Linked DNA regions of Mus musculus: region 2 is linked to region 1. The links are chromatin loops, found by intact Hi-C in ENCODE. Cell type or tissue: heart. All regions are shown on one strand. Each heading gives the region's core, and the rest is flanking DNA. Links, peaks and the distances in the headings are about the cores only.

Region 1 (10,063 bases), core at 1,362-9,361:
ACAAAGTGAGTTCCAGGACAGCCAGGGCTATACCGAGAAACCCTGTCTCAAAAACACCAAAAAAACAAAAACAAACAAAAAAAAATCTTATATACTGGTTGGCTAGCAGCCTTGCTGGAGCTCTTCTTGTACCTACCACCTTGGCCTTCCCTCTGGAACACTTCTAAGTCCAGCAACTACAGAGTTGGTGTCTAATGTCACAGTAAGCTTCGAAGGCCCTGCTCCAACACTGACCTGATTAGCAATTATTTTTGCAGTTCTTTATTTTTGCAGTCATCCCTCCCCATAGCACATAAGTACTACAAAGTGCAGAACTTTCTCGGTTGTCTTTATAGAGTAGAAATCCCAAATTAAACACCTCTAGGAAACTCTAAGGCTATACACATCCTTAATCCTAGCAGTCAAGAGACAGAGATGACAGAATTGCTCAACATCTGGAGCCAGCCTGGTTTGCAGAAGCATGATTGTGGCTGAACAGGGCCACATATCAAAACCCTGTTTCAAGCACACAAACAGGCCCAACCAGTGGAAATTAGTAGTTACAGAATCAATATATTAAAACAGGAAAAAGCTCACTCCAACATAACTCAGCAATAAGTTGCTGTGCCAGACACAGAATCAGTTCTGCTAGATCTTAAAATTTTCAACAGAAACTAGAAAGATTCTATAATAAGTTAACACATACACACATAAGAATATGGTAACAATTGTGCTGGTTGATTTTATTTCAACTTGAGACAAGCTGGAGTCACCTAAGAAGTGGTAACATGGACTGAGAATTCCCTGTGGACACGCCTCTGGGGATTTTAAGCAGTGAGTGATTCATGTGGAAGGTTTCAGCTCACTGTGTGTAATGCACCCCTGAGCTGGTGGTCCTGAGGGTGCACAAGCCATGCAGGGCAAAGTAATAAACAATATTCCTCCATGGCCCCTCCTTCAGTTCCAGTCTCAATTTCCTGCCATGACTTCCCTCAGTGATAAGCGTATAACCTGAGAGTTTTAAGATGATATAAACCTTTTTCCCCCTAAGTTGTTTTTGTTTATGGTGTTTTATCACAGAAATAGAAAACCTAAGACACTGATAAAATTTAGCATTGAGAGAAAAATTTGTTCTAGAACCAACAGTTTGAGGCCTCTTAAAATTTATTAACCGTCAATTTAAATATTTATGGAGGGCCTGCTATGAGCCAGGCACCACTGTGTGAACTATAGATCTCTGCTCTATTTAAAGTGAGAGAGCCAGATATTTGTAAGTATATAGGAAATAAGCATGTCAGAAGAGAACTGCTAAAGGGGAAACAAAAAAGAGCCAAGCCAGGTGTGATGGCACACCTTTAATCTTAGCACTTGGGAAGCAGAAGCAGGTAGATCTTTTGAGGATAGCCTAGTCTATATAATGAGTTCCAGGCCAACCAGAGCTACACTCTGAGACCCTATCTCAAAAACCCTAAAAGGATTAGAAGTGTGGGGTATGCAGCAGGGTTTTGGTACAGGTGATCCATGTAGGCCTCACTGAAAAGATGATCAATCAAAGACAAAGGGAGTTAAGATTGTCAGCCAGTCAGGTGTAGACAGGGGGCTTTCTGGTTTACATAGTGAACTGCAGGATAGCCAAGGCTACACAGAAACACCCTATCTCAATAACAACAACAATACTAATAAATAGACTGTTAACGAAGCTAATGTCTAAGGATAAGGACTATCCTAGTCAAAAGCAACAGCCCCTTCAAATGCTAAAGGTGTGTCTGTTGTTATCAACAGGAAGGCAGCTACTGTAGGTGAATGGGGCAGTAAGTATAGCTATAGTACATTACAACCTACACCAATCTATGGGCTTTTTCTTTTGCGTAAAGGGGAAGTGATTGAGCGGTCTTTTACATGAAAGAGTGACTAGATATGACTCTTAAAATGATCTTTAGTAGTGCACATCTATTATCCCAGCACTCTGGAGGCTGAGACAGGACAAGAATTGGAGGTTGAGGTTAATTTTGGGTCAGATACATGTCTCAAATGAAAAAAAAAAATTAAAAGATTTTTTAAAAAGAAGTTATGGTCTTTGCAGCTCCATAGGAGGAACAACAATATGAACTAACCAGTACTCCCAGAGCTCCCTGGGACTAAACCACTAATCAAAGAAATCACATGGTGAGACTCATGTCTCTAGCTGCATATATAGCAGAGGATGGCCTAGTTGGTCATCAATGGGAGGAGAGGCCCTTGGTCCTGTAAAGGTTCTGCGCCCCAATGTAGGGGAATGCCAGGGCCAGGAAGTGGGAGTGGGTGGGTTGTGAAGCAGGGGGAGGGAGGAGGGAATAGGGGATTTTTTAGAGGGGAAACTAGGAAAGGGGATAACATTTGAAATGTAAATAAAGAAAATATCTAATAAAAAAAGAAGAAGCCAGGGACTGGAGAGGTGGCTCAGTGGTTAAGAGCACTGACTGCTCTTCCCGAGGTCCTGAGTTCAAATCCCAGTAACTACATGGTGGCTCACAACCATCTGTAATGGGATCCGACCCTCTTCTAGTGTGTCTGAAGATAACTGCAGTGTACTCATATACATAAACTAAATAAACAATTTAAAAAGAAGAAGGAGGAGGAAGAGGAAGCAGAAGCAGAAACTGGGCAGTGGTGGCGCACGCCTTTAATCCCAGCACTCGGGAGGCAGAGGCAAACAGATTTCTGAGTTTGAGGCCACCCTGGTCTAAAGAGTGAGTTCCAGGACAGCCAGGGCTACACAGAGAAACCTTGTCTCGAAAAACCGAAAAAGGAGGAGGAGGAGGAGGAGGAGGAGGAGGAGGAGGAGGAGGAGGAGGAGGAGGAGGAGGAGGAGGAGGAGGAGGAGGAGATGGTCTTATGCAGCCCAGAATAGTCTAGAACTGAGTAGGTGAGGATGGCTTTGAACTTTGGATCTTCCTGCCTCTACCTCCAAAGTGCTGAGATTACAAGCATAAGCTACATCTGGCTTAAGGAAAGAAAATCCTATAAAACTGTGTAGGACACATCTCTTATTCCGTGACTACTACAGAAAAAGATAATGTGTTCTCCACAATGGGGCATCAAGCCACACACACACACAATCACAATCACAATCACACAATCAACTGTTTTTCTCCTTGAACCCGTGAAAGAAAGCCCTAAACAGGAACCAGGCACTCCTACTGCATGCTTGCTCAGGACCCACTGCTCCATGTAGTACATCTAACTTGTGCCTTTACTTTGCTTCCAAATAAGATCTCTTACTACTTAGCTCTGTGTACACTTTTCTGTGTCAGTGTGAAAACACTGGGGTACGAGTGACCCCCAATAACATCCTTGGTGACCTCAACCAGAAGGTAAGAGAGTAAATCCTCTTCTGTCTCATTGATGCAAATTTTCCTCACACAGTGTCCACTTTTGTTCCAATCGGATGCTATGGTTGTGCATGGTAGCAGGCTGAACTACCTGTTTAGTCAGAAAGCCATCCCATGTCAGCCTCCCCACTTGTCTGGCCAATAAGGAGCAGGTAGCTGGAGCCCTCCATCAGCTGTTTCACCAAGACAGCAAAGAGGAAGACATGGGTGTGACAGGTACCTTCCAGCCAGGGCTTGAAACAAACAGTCAACCAAATAAAGTCAGTATGATTTTATGGTAGAATAGAGATGCAACAAGGTAGTCTCCTGCCTCTTTCCAATATACCTTTTGTTCTAAAAAAAAAAAAAAAAAAAGTGTTACCACTTAGATTTGGGAGAGAGAGCTCGATCCTCCTGCCTCTGCAGGGATTAAAGACCGGCACCACCATGCCAGCCTGCCACATGGATCCTTTTAACTTAATTCCTATGCATGTGTATGTGGAAGTCAGAGGACAGCTTTTCCAAGTAGTCTATTCTTTCCTTTCACCTTGTTTTTAAACCAAAGGCTCTTGTTCTATCTGCTGCTACACTGTGAATTTAAGCTTCTGGTCAGTTCTCTTGTCTCTATCTCCTATCACCATAGTAATGCTGAGGTTGAGATTACAGACTCAATGGACTCAAGTTACTTCATCTGGCTTTAGGGGGTTTTGTGTGTTGTGGGACTCTAACCCAGTTTATCAGAGCTGCATACGAGCAATTTACCCAGTGAACCATCTTTCCAGCTCTGCCTCTTAGATTTTAAACATTTCCTGTCTTCTTTCCTTTTTATTTCTCTTTTCACTTTCCCTTTTTTCTCACTTTTCCTTGACCTCGTTAGTGTTCTACATGTGATATATATTCTATATGTTTTAATTATTTAGCGTAATTATTTAAGAACATATAGGGTTTTCCTGATGCCTTGTGAAATAAAGAAGCTTTTAAAAATGTGCTCAGCACTCAGAGGATCAGAGGTAGTTCTGAGCTGAAAGCCTCCTCCTTGGGAACTAGTTTTCATGGTGCTAAAGGAAGAAAGCAACTGATAGTCCTACCTAGCTATGATGCCTACCAACCACAACAGTAACCAGCAGCATGCATACTACCTTGACAGTAACCAACAACGCTCTAATTGTACTTCAGGACCTCTCCACAAGAGGGAAGTCATGCCTGTTTCTGGAAACTTAAGATGTTCCTGCCTAGTGAGGTCATGGATCTTGGAGGAGAACCTATAACTACCACCCTACTAAACCAGCATAATCTCTAACTACATTCTAAAACGTTATCCTTCTTCCCACAGATAAGTGTAGTTCTTGCCACTCATCAAGGAAACATCTTTGTAACAAGTGGACATCGTTACAGAAACTACAACCATCAAAACGGAGAGTTGTGAAACGCACTCCCAACTGATACATCTATAATATACCTGCATCTCAAGTTTAGGGATTGTTGTAGAAGAGGAGGCAGAACAATTCTATGAAGTAGAGGAACAGGAAGTTTGCTATGAGATTGTGTCTCCTAAAAATGTCAGGGGCGCTACATCTGTGAATTCTTACCAACATTGCTACCTAAACAAGACCTGAACAAGGAGGACACTAATATACTAATATACTAATGAGAAAGGAAAAAGCTCACAAGGCCTCAACCCTAGACAAAGAGCTACAGGCAAGAAAAGAATGCTGAGAACAGGAGAAATAATCTTCCCCAGGGAAGAGCACACCAGTTGGTTACCCAATACGAAATGATCAGCCCTGAAAACATACATACGTACAAGTAAGAATGTACAGACTGAGCAGATTATATTTATATATTTAAGAATGTATAAACACAAATATAAATAACAAGGGGAAAGAGTCCATGAATCTGAGAGAGGAGGAGAGGGGTTAGAAGGAGAAAAAGGGTAAAATTATATAATCTCAAATATACAAACGTGTAAAAATTTTAAAATAATAAGATGTTTCAAAGAATGGAGGAAAACAAAACAACAAAATGGAATTCTCATCAGCTGTAACAGGAACACCTGCAGGTAGGGCAGTTTATAAAGAATGGGGCATACATTACGTTTTAAATGTCTGTTAGACATATAAGATGATGATGAATAAGAAGTTGGGTATTCCAATGTGAAGTTTGTGGGAGCCTAGGATAAGAATTTGGACATCACTGGCATATAAATAGCGGTTAGCCATAAGGTGAACTGAGAGCATCAAGACACTGGATACTAAAAAGAATGAAATTCCACATACTGAGTGCTGGGTGCAAACAATTAAAAGACTGTTGAAGACTTGTCCTGAATACCAAGGAAATGCGTGTAGGTCAGTCTATGTAAGTGCACATAAAATGGAGTGTAGCACATCTTTCCACACTCCTTTATAGACCCTCATTTTATAACCATCTATTAAGCACAAAGACTCCACAGAAGGACCTGCTTGTGCCTAACAGTAGTTTCTTTTTCTCTACAGTTTGTCTCCTGCAACTCTTTAAATATTAGCTTAAATACAATAGTAACAATATCATGGAAAGTTGCAGAGTTTTTAGAGGATCCCATCCTTCGACTACTTTTAGAAAGATTCAAGGGAAAATTGAGAGTGACATCCATATTTTAGTGTTCAGAAATTATAGCATGTCAAAATTAGAAGTGATCCCAGTACCTAGAACTAAACCAAACCACTTATATTGTTATCATTGGTTTTTATGGATAAAAATCCTCCTCCTCACCAGTTAATTATTATTATTGGTCTCGCTATGTAGCCCTGGCTGGCCTAGAGCTTGAGATGTAAACCAGATTAGCTTGAACTTGTCCTGCAGGAAGATTACAGGGTGCGCCAAGCCCCCTCCGCCTCTTTTTTTAAAAGTGAAGCCAAAAAAAAAAAAAAAAAAAAAAAAAAGTACGTTTTCCACTGTCGGTCCACGCAAAGCTCTGTGGAAAGTGGTGACAAAAAAAAAAAAAAGCAGTTCTCTCCGCTGTCCTATCGTCGGCGTGCAAGGCGGGGTTGCGGCAACTCTCCCACTCCCCATGCCCAGGTCTCAGCGCAGCCTATATCTATACCACTCAGGCGCGCCGCGGGCAGCCCAGAGGCGCAGCTGCGCATGCGCGGGGTCCTTCTTCCGCCTGTCCGCTCCGCTGTCATGGCGGCCTCTGTGGCTCCCGGGGTTAGGACTCTGTGGTGGGCAGGTGCTGCTTGGCTGCGTCAAGGAGGCATCCGGGAGCTATTCCGGCCGCGAATTGAAGGGAGTACCCCGGGGCGTGACTTCAGTCTCTCTCATTATCAGGTGAGGGCCGGCTGGGGCTTGGGTCCTACACGGTGGGGGACAGGAGTGTCGTTCGTGCCAGACTCAGACTGCGGGGCTGGGGGGCAGACTTTCCTGGGGACGCCGGCGGGGTGGCGGGTTGTTCTCTGCGGACACTCGCTCACCCCAGCCTCCCTGACCACCAGAGCACGGTCATCGTGGAGCGCTGGTGGAAGGTGCCGCTCGCCGGGGAGGGCCGAAAGCCGCACCTGCACCGGCGTCACCGCGTGTATAAGTTGGTGGAGGACACGAAACACCGGCCCAAAGACAACTTGGAGCTCATCCTCACGCAGTCTGTGGACGGTAAGGCTTGGGCCCAGGTACTGACCCCTTCCCCTGTCCCTGTCCTCTGTCCCCTGCTCTTGTTTGACGTTAACCGCTTCCTGCCTCTCTTTTGTTGCTTTGTTTTTACTACTTTGTGGTTCTGGTGAGAAAAAAAAAGTCACGGAAAATTAAAACGTGTGTGCAATATTGTTAACTGTGTAAAGAGAAGCCTAACAGTTCGCAGCACAAACAGTGACATTCTTTGATTGAACAGCTCAGTCTGCACCAGTTTTTAAGCTAGACGTGTGACAAGTGTAGTTCCTAATAAATGCATGGTGTGTGTGTGTGTGTGTGTGTGTGTGTGTGTGTGTGTGTGTGAGAGAGAGAGAGAGAGAGAGAGAGAGAGAGAGAGAGAGAAAGAGAAAGAAGGGGGGCGCCAAAGGTCCACCTTATTTGATACAGGGCATGAGTTGAGCCCCCAGGGATGTAGGTATTACCTCCCCTCAGTGCTAAGGTTATGGACAATATCCAAACTCAGATCCTCTATGCAGCTGGCACTTTAACGACTGGACCTTATAACCTGCCCTAGTAAATTGACGGTGGTGGTGGTGGTGGTGTTTGTAAGGAAGAATAAAAACTGTGAGAAAGTAAGGGCTGTCTCTTTTCTATGCCCCTCCCTTTTGGTGATGCTGGAGATGTACCCCAAGGCCTGAGTACACTAAGGCACAGCCTTTACCTGTGGCTGATCCCATGATCATCTTTTCCATAGCCTGCAGAGATTTCATCTGCCATTCCCGTTCTCATTGACAGAAATTGGAGTCCGGGGTGATCTGGTCTCAGTGAAGAAATCTGTGGGTCGTAACAAGCTCCTTTCTCAGGGACTGGCAGTGTATGCTTCTCCTGAAAATAGGAAGCTGTTTGAAGAGGAGAAATCGGTGAGCTCAAAGGACCAAGGGGTTTGGAAAAATAAAACTTTAAGGTACCTGCTAGGAAGTCCTTCCTTTTGTTGTTTAATTCAAAGATGAAGTAACAGCTAGAACCCAGAAGCCCACCAGTTCCCAGCACAGCTGGGCTGTAATTACTCAGTGTGGCGCATTGCTTCTACTCAGTTTCATCTCTTTCAGCTGAGACGCGAAGGAAAACTGGAGAAGATCCAGACAAAGGCAGGAGAGGCGGTGAGTAGGAAGTTTTTATTGATTCCTCATGGAGGTCATCGCCCTCCTGAGTCCCTGATGGCCTTCACGTCTGCTTATTGTTACACACAAGGATGAGCTAAAGTAGTATTGTGGCTGATGCTCTGTGTAGCTGGTATGGAGTCCTCTGGAACTGCTGTGTTGGGTACAGTGTACTGGAACTAGCTCTGTACATCTGCCTGCCTCTGCCTCCCAAGTGCTGGGATTAAGGGCGTTGGACACCACAGCTGGCTGCTTTTTTACTTCCTTTAAGAAAATGTGCCAATTTTTTAATTTGTTCATTTCTTCCATTTGAAATACTCAGAGCCTGGGATTTTGGGGGGGGGGGTGCAAAAAATGCCCTAGCTTTTGAGGGAGTCCCAATCCAGGAAGCAAGATCTATGGGAAAATATAAGATAAAGACTCTGCCTTTTGGGAATATTTTCAAATAAGTTGGAGAGAGAACTGTAGACACACAGGAGAAGGTAGTCAGCAAACTAAAGGCAGTAAAGTAGGAGTCACTTGATAGACAGCTGGAAAGAGGGTCTGGAGGTGCTGGGGGGTAAGAGGGGAGGGGTACTTTTTTCTTGTAGTAGTAAATAAGGCCCTTGGAATTAGTAGGTTTGAGGCAATCTAGGCAGTATAAGTGAATATTTAAGGTATGCTTATTTGAAATAGGGGATCTTATATGGCCATAGCTGGCCCTGAACTCTGTATATAGCCAAGGCCAGCCCTAACCTAATTCTCCTTACTCTGCCCTTCAGTTGGTGTGATTGTAGACATATGCTGCAAAGGTCATTGTGGATGCTGGGGAGCAAAGCTAGGCCTTGTGTGTGTTATACACACACCTGCCAACAGCTCAAGGGCATATTTTAACAATGAAGATACTCCAGTCTACCTAAAGTAAAGGTTTATATAGTGTAATAGTAGAAAATACACAGCGGGGCCAGGCATGGTGGCGCACGCCTTTAATCTCGGCACTTGGGAGGCAGATGTAGGTAGATCTCTTGAGCTGGAGGTCAGCCTGGTCTACAGAGTGAGTTCCAGAACAACCAGGGCTACACAGAGATACCCTGATTTGAAAAACCAAAAGAGAAAAAAGAGACAGCTGGAAAGAGGGTTGGGCATCAAGTGTAAAAAATATCTTGAACCTTCAGGTAATCTATGTTTAGTTTTGTAAGCAGGAAAGAACTAATGCTGGAGGGCAGGTAGAACTGGATGCCAGAGCTGTGAGGTTGCGAGTCCTGAAGCTTACTTCCTCCCAAGATGCCCCAGGAAGTCTATTACATCTGTGTACTGGGGCAGAGCACATGTGCAGTTCAGAGCACAGCTTGCACGAGCCTGTCTCTCCTTCCTCGAAGTGGATTCTGGGGTCAAACTCTGGGCATTGTTCTTGGCAGCAGGCACCTTTACCTACTGTGCCATCTTGCCCGCCCTAATCCCGAGTTTAATACAGACTATTTCTCTTCCTTTGCCTAGAAACAGCAAAATAAAATCCCCTATGAAATCCTGAAAGCATCTTTCTTCTATATCAGAGCTGAGGAAAATGACTGTTGTGGGTTTTCCCATCAGTGTCCTGTTGTCACCTCTTGTAGCTGTAGAGCAGATGTTATACCTTTCCCGAACCTAAGACCCTGTGGCTTGAACTGTTTCCTCTCCTCTGACTCCAACTCCTCTTGACCCACAGACAGTGAAGTTTCTGAGAAGCTGTCATCTAGAGGTGGGAATGAAGAACAATGTCAAATGGGAACTAAACCCTGAAATAGTTGCCCGCCATTTCTTCAAGAATGTGAGTGTTCCCAAACATTAGTATTTCCTTTGAGTAAGAGCCATCTCTCCTTGGTAGAAGACCCATGATTGAACTGTCCTCTATAAAATGGTTTTACTAGCTGGAGTTGGGAGTTATTCTTGGTTGATTTGCAGGGAAAAGGGAGGAATGTGGCTCAGAACTTAAAGGTAGTTGCAGATTTTAAGGAC
Region 2 (10,063 bases), core at 1,244-9,243, 130 kb before region 1:
ATGAGTAATTACTTCCCTTTGTTTATGTTCAATTAGGTGTTTTGTTCCTGGAATCTAAGGTAACTACAGAGAGGAAAGACTCTAGAGCAATCAGAACTCAAAAGGAAGGCAATAAAGGTAGAGTCTGAAACAAAATGGAATTAGGTTAGTCAGTACTCGGTCCTCTTTCAAACCCCCACTGTCAAACCATCATTCTAAGTTTTTATAAACACTTATTGATTGTGTGTATGTGTGTGTGTGTGTGTGTGCGTGTGTGTGTGTGTGTGTGTGTGTGTGCACATGTTTATGTCACAGCACATGTGGAGATTAAAGAACAACCTGTAAGAGTGATTATCTTCTTCCACTATGTGGATCCCAGGTATTGAACTCAGGTCATTAGACGTGGCAACAGGTACTCTTACGCATCACCCATCTTATCATTCCCCTCATCCCATTACTGTTGAAGTGGTCTGGAGTGGAAGACCCAGTTATAACTCCCCCTTTTTCTTGCCCATTCCTCAGTCTTGAGGGATTTGGAACCCAGTGCCATTGACTTGACTGAATACTGATGGACTGGTACATAGATCACATCCAGGTTCCTGAAGTATGTATATCAAGAGAAACCAGATGCTTATGTCTATAATCCCAGTACTTGGAGAGCTAAGAAAGGAGGACCAACAGTTGAAGAACACCCTTTGGCTATATAATGAGTTCAAAGTAAACTTAGACCAAGTGAGACCCTATCTTGGATAAGGCTTTTTTTTTCTCCTCTCAAGTTCTGCTTTCAAGTGCCTAGGTACTACAGACGCAGAACAAAGCCAAGAAACATTAAAAACAAACAAACAAACACATGGTTTTCTGAAGGAAACTGGAAGCTTACAAATTTAGATTGAATTATAACTATGATAATTACCTAAAAGGAAATTTTGGCTACTTTAAGACAACTTAATGAAGGTCTAACTCAGATTAAATAATCATGTACATAAAGCAATTATAGCATCTGTCACACTGCAAACACCTTGTCCAGGGAAGCCCTTTCTGAGAAATCAGAAGCTACATTGACACCAAAGGAGGGGGAGGGGTTAGCTATGGGAGAAACTAGGGCAAATCATGGCAAGCAGACAACAGACACCAAGACAGAAAGGACTATGGGATATTCAAGGAGTAGAAAAGAAATTTGGAAGGCCAAGGCACACACCAGTAAATGAGAACATCTGCCAGACTGCTCCAGGAATAAAAAGAGAATATACAATAACTATAAATACTGAATCAAAATACCAATGATGCAAACTAATTGTAGTAGCCTGAAAATGGGCATGTACTTCCTCCTTCCAAGTACCTCTTCAACCATTCAAAGGAAAGATTTGCCTTTCACTGACCCAGATCCTCACTTCAGGGCCTTGCCCTATGCATAACAATTAAGGAAGGGGACATCCTTCCTGAAAGATGACTGGTGAGAACAGGTCCAAGGGAAGCACAGAAACAAGCAGCAAAGTGGCAGTATCAGTAACTCAGGTTAGCCACTCACCTAAAAGAATGCCTTGGTTACCACACAGACAGACAAGATACACAAAACAATGTCAAATTACTTTTCATTTACAAACAAAATTATGTAGTCAACACAACATTTTGTCTAAAACATGTTCACATTGGAATGGCTAGAACACACTGACTAACATATGCAATACCTCAGATACCTATGACTTTCTGTAGTGATGACACTCTATCAGTGCCTGTCGAGCATAAAATACACTTATATTAATTACAGTTGCCATGATGCTATATAATAGCCCTATTAAGCTTTCTTAACTGAAATTTTGTTTTCTTTAACCAACATCTCCCCAGTCCCCAACCCTTCCTCACTGAATCTGACAACCATCTTACTGTCTGCTTGTACAGGTTCTATTTTTTTTAATTATACTTATAAGTATGGTCATATGACATTAGTCTATCGGCGCCTATTTCATTTAACATGTGCAAGTTTACCCACGTTGTTGCAATAAGTTTTCTTTTCATAATTCTTTATTACATTTGTTTACTTATTTACTTGATAGTGTGTGTATGCACACATTACTGCATACATGTTCAGAATATGTTTGGAGGTCAGACAACAAATTGAAGGAGTCCCTTCTCTTATTTTACCATGTAGATCATGGGAATTGGACTCAGGTCATCAGGCTTGGTGGCAAGATATACATATGCAGATATAAAATTTTTTGATTATTGGGTCTGAAGAGAGTAAGTTGGAAGACTTTGTGCTACAAGTATTAGTATGATACTAATGATGATAAAAGGATGATAAACACACACATGCACACAGTCTCATGTATCTCAGAATGGCCTCAAATTCAACAGTGGCTGAGAATGACATTGGACTCCTGATCCTCCTGTCTGACTTCGAAGATTTTAAGTAAACCTGCCATACACATCAACAGCTTCCATCTTCTTCCATCTGCTTCTCAAATCACTGCCCGATCTCCATTTTGTTCCTCTAACTTATTCATTCTCTCTGTTATTTCTACTTCCTAGGATATCTCAAATTCCAGAAACAGTGAGCCCTGAAGGCTTGCACCCTATAATGGGAACTGGAATTAACTCACAGAGCTAATGATTTCCCAATTGCAATCGGGACCTTGAAAGATGAAATCTAAGACAAGGAGCCACCCGACCAGATCCTAAAATTGCTACAAGTTTCTGGGCTAACAACTTACATACCTACCCCAACCACAATTTGGTTCTTACCCTGTACAATCTTGCAGCTATCCCTAGCCCCTGGAGGCAGTTCTCAGGATGTCATTAGACCACTGTCTTTCTGACCTTAGAAACTCAAAAATAAAGTCCCTAATCCCTTTCCTATTGTACTCTCGCTGTTGTCTAGAATTGTGGTATGTAACCAACTCTATTCCTTCATGTCAGGCACCTCTAGCTCTAGCCTCCAACAAAAGAGAAAGCTTTCAGATAAAAATGGGTGTCTTGGCCAGGCGTGGTGGCACACGCCTTTAATCCCAGCACTTGGGAGGCAGAGGCAGTTGAATTTCTGAGTTCGAGGCCAGTCTGGTCTACAGAGTGAGTTTCAGGACAGCCAGAGCTACATAGAAAAACCCTGCCTCGAAAAACAAAACACAAAAAACAAAAAACAAACAAAAAAAGGGTGTCTTAGGTAAAAGACAGAAGAACTTGAAGGCATATAAGACTCACTGTGAAACAGAGTAGAGAACAACTATTATTATTGTTATTTGACTTTATTTATATGGGTGTTTTGTCTGTGCACCACATGCATGCCTGGTGCCCACAGAAACCAAAAGAAAGAGAGGGTATCCAATCCCCTGGAACTGGAATTGCAAACAGCTGTGAGCTGCCATGTGGGCGCTCAGATTCTAACCATTGCTTTTAAACTTACGAACCATATCTCCAACTCAATGCAGATTTCTCTTCCTTTCTTTGTTTTTGTTTTGCTTTTTGTTGTTTGGTTTGGTTAGGTTTTTGAGATAAGGTATCATTATGTTGTCTTAGCTGGTTTGAACCACCCACCTCTGCCCCTAAGTGCTAGAATTAAATGCTTTATGACACCACTATCCAAATATTAGACTATCCACAACTCCTTCTATTAGTTTTTCATTTCCTTTGTAATTATCATTTTAAAACTAGTCAATCACAACAAACGCCGGGCAATTGGGGTCAGGGGAGCGTGGGGCAGTCACCACCTGTCCCCTGTGTGCTTGCTAACTGTAGTTGGATCTTGGTGCACCCTTTGACAAAAATAATTGCTTTGCTTCTGTATTCCTTTGTGGGACACTGAGATTCTTCTGTTCCCAGCACAGAAAGAACAAATCAGTGAATCAACGGATAGTCTTTAAACTAACAGGCTCCCATTAGACAGTTTGGGCTAACTCTATCGAGCCAGACCAAGAGCAATTTCTTTGATAGAGACGGTTCTTACTAGAGTAAAAGTTGATATACATTTTCAGTACACAGACACATATGCGCGCGTGCGGAGAGAAGGGGCACCTGAAGAGTGTACCTGTTAAATAGTAGAGACTGACAGAGTTTTAAATGTATGTGCACGTGTTCTACACCCAGAAGACCAACACCATCAACCCGCACCTAGTGGTTATCCACTCCTTGTGTGTGCTCCTGTTCGGCCGAGATGATGAGTCTTTCGCTGGCTGGAGCGTTAAACTGCCTGTGAACAAGGAACTAAACTAGGCTGTCTCGCTGCGCCAGTGCAGTAACCGTGGCTGAGAGCCGGACGCAAAATCTCCCGGAACCAAAAGCGGGTGTAGAGGATTCGGTCCGCCCGGATTCGGAGAGGCGCCAGCACTGTGGGCGGCGCGCGGCTCCGCCCTCCACCCGCCCGCCTCCACAGTTAATAGCCCAGAGTCGGCGTGTGGATAGTGTGGCTCTTTCTGGAACAGAGCAGAGAGCAGCGTCCTGCCCTCGGCTTGAGCAATGCTGAGAAACTGCGCTATGCGCCTGCGCACTCTTGGGGCCACGCCTGCGAGGCGGCCAGGAGCAGCTAGGGTGAGTCCCGGGACGCTTGCTTTCGTGGGGCGAGAAGGGGAGACAGCACGACCGAGACTAAGCTAACACCTGCCCCTGGCTGTGACGGGGCTCTTGGGCTCTTCTGCCCTGAGATTCGAATCGGGAGGAGCCGGAAGGGAAAGTGACTCAAGGTTGAACTAGGTCTGCAGGGATGGGATCGCCACTACTAAGACTGAGATAATAAGAAAGGATAAGCAAGGTCACCCAGAAAACTGTGAAAGAGCCATTATTGACCCCTGGAGAAGACCATTTATCCTTAGCAGGGATCTAATCCTGATAGACTCTGATTCGTTATAACCAATTCAGGAAGAAGTAGACTTCTGATTGTCAGATAATTACTCCCTCTCTAGCCCGTTTTCATCATCTTAGAGGATGTTATGAGACTAAATGAGATAATGCAAGGGAAGCATTTAGCATACCTGGAATGTAAATCTTAAATGTTGCCTGTCCATATTTTTATCCCTGCCTTTGTTCTATTGATGTAGTCAATACTTGTTGAGCTCCAACTCACGCCCGCGTGTGTGTCCGTGTGTACTGAAAATGTATATCGACAGTAAGAACTGTCTCTATCAAAGAAATTGCTCTTGGACTGGCTCGATAGAGTTAGCCCAAACTGTCTAATGGGAGCCTGTTAGTTTAAAGACTATCATATATGTCAGGTGTGATTGGCCACTGACGATAGGTCGTATTATAGTTAGCTAAGGGGAAAAAACGTTCCGCCCAAGAAATTTACGGGTTTAATTTGGGAGAATGGGATCAGTTTGCCAAATCAAATGTTTGTATACAATGTGTTGTAATAAAGAACGACAGCTGACAGGGAACAGCTCTGTATTGAGAAATGAAAAAGAACTTTGATTATTAGGGGAGTGGCATCTCTCTCAAGCTATTGCAGCTTCCTGCTAGACAATAAGAGGGCTGGAGGCCCTGGGTGATAGACACACACACACAATTTTAAAATAATGATGAATGTTGATGTATTGACATCAGCCAGGTACCATCTTGCCGATTAGAAAAGAAAATGATTCGTGCTAGTCTTACAACAACAAATATGAATTAGTTTAATTACATGTTGGAGCCTGGCAGTCTGTGCTGAGCTGAGAACATTACAGCATTAGTATTTGCAGGCCTTTTTTTTTTTTTCATCATGCTGCTTTTGATTTAGTAACGTATCTTAAAAGGAGGCAGAAAAAGTCATAACTTATTTTACAAGTACAAGTCCAACTTCCATAAATGTATAACTAAAGATCAAGCATGACCTTTCCCCTGCTGAGAACAAAGGGTAATGATTATCCCTACAACTTGTCCTTTATTCATAGCCTGTGCTATGAATTTACAAGTGCATTCACCACAAGTAGCGCTTAGACCTCGCCTCTTTGAACTGAAAGTTGAGTTTCTTTTATTTCCCACAACACTGTGGTGTCCAGAAGGTAGCTCGGCATGGCTCCAACTGAAATTAGTAGCTTCACTCCCATTCTCTGCCATCTGCACGTTCACACTAGCAAGCATCTTTTACTTCTAACCTTGCCATCCAAACCACAAGTCTGGAATCATCCAAGACTCCTCTGCTTCCTCTTTCCTGGGGTTAGTAACTCCCATTTCCCTGGGTTCTAGCACTGAGTGTCACTTGAACCTTCTCTTCTTGTTCCTCTGTACCTAGTTCGGCTCTGGGCTATAGCTAGCCCAGATTTTTATCAGTCTTTGCTACTTTTGCTTTTTTCTCACTATTTTAACTCATCCTTTGCACTTGGTGAAACTTTGTAAAAACCAATGCTGTTACTGTGCTGAAGGCTCTTTATGGGAATTGAGCATTTCAACACACCAACTTCATGATTCTTACATGATTGCCCTTTATAAAAAGAAAAAAAAAAAGAGCTAGGCAGTGGTAGTGCATGTCTTTATGCCCAGCACTCATGAGGCAGAGGCAGGAGGATCTATATGACCTCAAGGTCTATAGAAGAAGTTCCAGGACAGCCAGAGCCACACAGGGAAACCCTGTCTCAAGAAACAATTAAAAACAAAGAAAAAGCAAAAACAAAACAAAAACAGAAAAGAAGGAAAAAACTTAATTTATTTTTTATGTGTGTTGCCTCTCGTATGTCTGTGGCAGTGCCTATAAAGGCCAGATGAGGGTGTTGAATCCCCCTGAGATAGAGTTATGGACAGTTGTACAGCCTTGGGAGTGCTGGAAATGACCCTGCATGCTCTGGAAGAACAACCAGTGCTGTTAACCACTGAGCCATCTCTCCAGCCCCATGATTGTCTCTTTATGTAGCTTCATCCTAAGTAAAAACACTTTTACTGTAACAAGTGTGATGTGCTACTCATGTTCTTCTGGGTTACATAACTATATATAATGTACTTTATTATTACTGTAATTATATATTATGTTACTTATAATATTTAAAGCATACGTCTATCTTTGTCCTTGTGCTACCTAAAATCACCTTTCACACTGATTTTTTAAAAACCATTAACCTAGAAGGTTACATTCAAGACCTGAGTTGTGATCCTTCTTCTGAATTGTCAGCTGTGTCTGGCTACACCTCTTTTCTCTGCACTTTCCATGTGTGAAGGCTGAGATCCTAGCAGTCCTCCAGTATGTCTGTAGCTATTTCATTCTCCGGGCCTTTGCTTAGAGTAGCCTTTAGTACTCCCTTTCATGAACTTTGGCTGCAAGAAATCAGTCTGGGTTTTTTGATGATGTGTGTTGTTTAAGTATTCCATGAGATCGCTTCTCGGCCTTTTGGCTAAGATCAAGTGAAGTATTCCATGAGAGCACTTGTATCCATATCTATGTATAGTTATATTTCCCATTACCTGAGGCTTCTCACATTTAAAGGCAGAGCCTAGGTCTTTTCTTTTTGTCTTTCCTGTTCCCTGCATAAAAACAAGGTATATAATAGAACTCAAAACAATTTATTGGATTTTATTTTAAAAGTTAAAATCAGACTGGGTGTGGTGGAGCACACCTTTAATTCCAGCACACAAGAAGCAGTAGATTGAGCACAAGTAGGTAGAAGTAGGTCTGGTCTATGCAGTGAGGTCCAGAGCAATGAAACCCTGTCTCAAAAAATAAAAGTTTGGGCTGGTGAGATGGCTCAGCGGTTAAGAGCACCAACTGCTCTTCCGGAGGTCCCGAGTTCAAATCCCAGCAAACACATGGTGGCTCACAAGCATCCGTAGTGAGATCTGATGCCCTCTTCTTGTGACTTCCAGAACAGCCAGGGCTACACAGAAAAACCCTGTCTCAAAAAAAGGGGGTGGGGTGATTATTAAACCGAGCATTGTGATATGATAACACACCTTTAATTCCAGCACTCAGAAGGCAACTCTGTGAGTCTGAGGCCAACCTGACCTACATTGTGAATTCCAGGACAGCCAGGGCTGCATAATAAGACCCTATCTCAAAACAAACAAACAAAAATGGTTATTACTGGGTCCTGGAGAGATAGCTTAGTAGTTAAGAGTTCTTCCTGCCTTAGTTACTTTTGTATTGCTGTGAAGATACCGTGACCAAGGCAATTTATAGAAGGAGTATATTGGGGGCTTACAGTTTTAGAGGTTAAGTCCATGGCTGTCAGTGGGGTGCATGGTAGCGGGCAGGCATGGTGCTGCAGGTGCTACAGAGGGCTTACACCCTTACCTTCAAGTAGGAGGCAAAGAGCTAACTGGGAATGTCTGAGATGTAAAAAATCTCAAAACCCTCACTCAGGGATACACCTCCTCCAACAAGGTCAGGTATGGTAGTGCACGCCTTTAATGCCAGCACTTGGGAGGGAGAGACAGGTGGATCTCTGAGTTCAAGGCCAGCCTGATCTACATATTGAGTACCAGGCCAGACAAGGCTACATATAGTGAGACCCGAGACCCTATCCATAGATAGATAGATAGATAGATAGATAGATAGATAGATAGATAGATAGATAGATAGATAGATAGATAGATAGACAGATAGATAAGAGGCAGCAGAGATGGGGTGAGGGTGCTGTGCTTACTAAATACAAGCTTGAGTTCAATCCCTGGGACCCCCATGGTAGAAGAAGAGAACTGATTCCTCCAAAGAGTTGGCATGCTAGTACACACCTTTGATCTTGGCACTAGGGAGGCAGAGGCAGGCAGAGGCAAGCAGAGCTCTGTAAGTTCAAGACCAGCCGGGTCTACAGAATGAATTCCAGACCATCCAAGGGCTTCATAGTGAGCCTTAGTCTTGAAGAAAGGAAGAAAGGAGGGAGGGAGGAAGAAAGAGATGGAGGGAGGGAGAGAGGAAGGAAGGAAGGGGAAGAAGACTGATTTCAAGCTGGACACCGTTGTACATGCCTGTAATCCCAGTATTTAGGAGACAGGAAGATTACAAATTTAAGGCCAGGTAGGGTATTATAGCAACATCCTGCCTCAAAAACAAAATAAAACAAATTTTTTGAGATTGCATTTTAATTGCATCATTTCTCCCTTCCCTTTTACCCTCTAAGCCCTCTCATATACCCTCCTCATTCTCCTTTAAATTCATGACCTCTTTTAAGATCAGTTGTTTTTGTAAGTTTATATATATATGGATATATGCATTTATATATCCATGCATAATCCCAGGTATAGCCTGTTAAGTCCATATAATGTATGTATGTTTTGAGCGCTGACTGTTTGGGACTGGGCAACCGATTGGGTGCCTTTCCCTGAGGAAGACCACGTCTCCCTCCCACTCCCTTCACTGGTTGGTTCCCTGTAGTTCTTTGTGAAGGGCGGAAGCCTCTTGCACTGTTCACTGTGGTGGTTTAGCTTGTTTGTTGGTGTCCTCATCCTCCCTGTCCAGCTCAGGTTTAGGTAGTCATGTTGGTGAGATTTTACTGGTGTAGCTTCTGACATTACTAGGAGCAGTATAAAGAGAAAAGAGAAAAGAAAAACAAAACAAAACCCTGCTGAACGAAATTAACTATCTGAGAACTATGCAAGGTTTTTGCTGTCAGAGGCTTGCCAGGAAAATGTGAAATGAACTTCGTTAGCAGTATAAATCAGGGTACAGTGCAGTAAATGGGAAGAACTTGGAGGAAATGCATCAATATTTTACCACAGTTGTATTTAGAGTAAGAAATAATGGGTGGAGCTTGTCTGTCTTTCCCAGACTATCTAGGCTGGGTTCTGAAGGGATTACCTGATCAAAGCAGCATAGAAAATAGTTGCTTATCCTGAGCTACAGGAAAATGTTGTTTCTGTTTTTTTCCTCAATGCTCTAGTACCACAAAATCAGGACTTCCTTTTTATCTCTGACGAAGGGTTTGGTTGTTCTTCTGTTTGCATTTATGTATTTGTGAGTGGAACTTTGTGAGCAACTTTTCCTTCTCTCCTCCCAGCATACAAGTTTCAAGGATCCAGCTGGGGTTGTGAGACCTGGTGCAGGCTTTACCCTATACCCACCGAGCCATCTCACCAACCCAGTTTGTTGTTGTTGTTGTTGTTGTTGTTGTTTTCATAGAGTACTTGAGGCAGGGTCCCTCTGTTCTTCCTATTGAACCAGGATTGGAGTCAGCCCAGGCATCAGCAGAAGCTG

Evidence for each region. A loop is a pair of places that touch in the nucleus more often than their neighbours do. Peaks named below come from ENCODE experiments on the same cell type or tissue, not always from the same donor. Only the 100,000 strongest peaks of a DNase experiment are listed, where the experiment ranks them.
Region 2: it touches region 1 in a loop (2.6-fold over the local background); 1 of 42 quality-filtered maps calls a loop at or near these places.

Annotation. Positions count from the first base shown.
Region 1 is chr3:94,436,863-94,446,925 of GRCm38, forward strand. It overlaps Mrpl9 (mitochondrial ribosomal protein L9), which reads left to right and starts at 6,474. Exons shown (of 7, transcript NM_030116.2): 1 at 6,474-6,632; 2 at 6,797-6,953; 3 at 7,725-7,849; 4 at 8,039-8,089; 5 at 9,774-9,875. The coding sequence starts at 6,489. In heart, for the core only: a CTCF peak has its summit at 4,528 (motif pointing right); a DNase peak (open chromatin) is centred at 6,449; H3K4me3 peaks cover 1,789 bases; H3K27ac peaks cover 1,404 bases; H3K27me3 peaks cover 1,024 bases.
Region 2 is chr3:94,305,789-94,315,851 of GRCm38, forward strand. Them4 (thioesterase superfamily member 4) reads left to right here and starts at 4,344. Exons shown (of 6, transcript NM_029431.1): 1 at 4,344-4,500. The coding sequence starts at 4,429. It overlaps Gm36010 (a long non-coding RNA gene), which reads right to left and starts at 4,265. Exons shown (of 4, transcript XR_867460.2): 1 at 4,084-4,265. It also overlaps the pseudogene Gm52664. In heart, for the core only: a CTCF peak has its summit at 4,449; a DNase peak (open chromatin) is centred at 4,413; H3K4me3 peaks cover 1,848 bases; H3K27ac peaks cover 1,364 bases.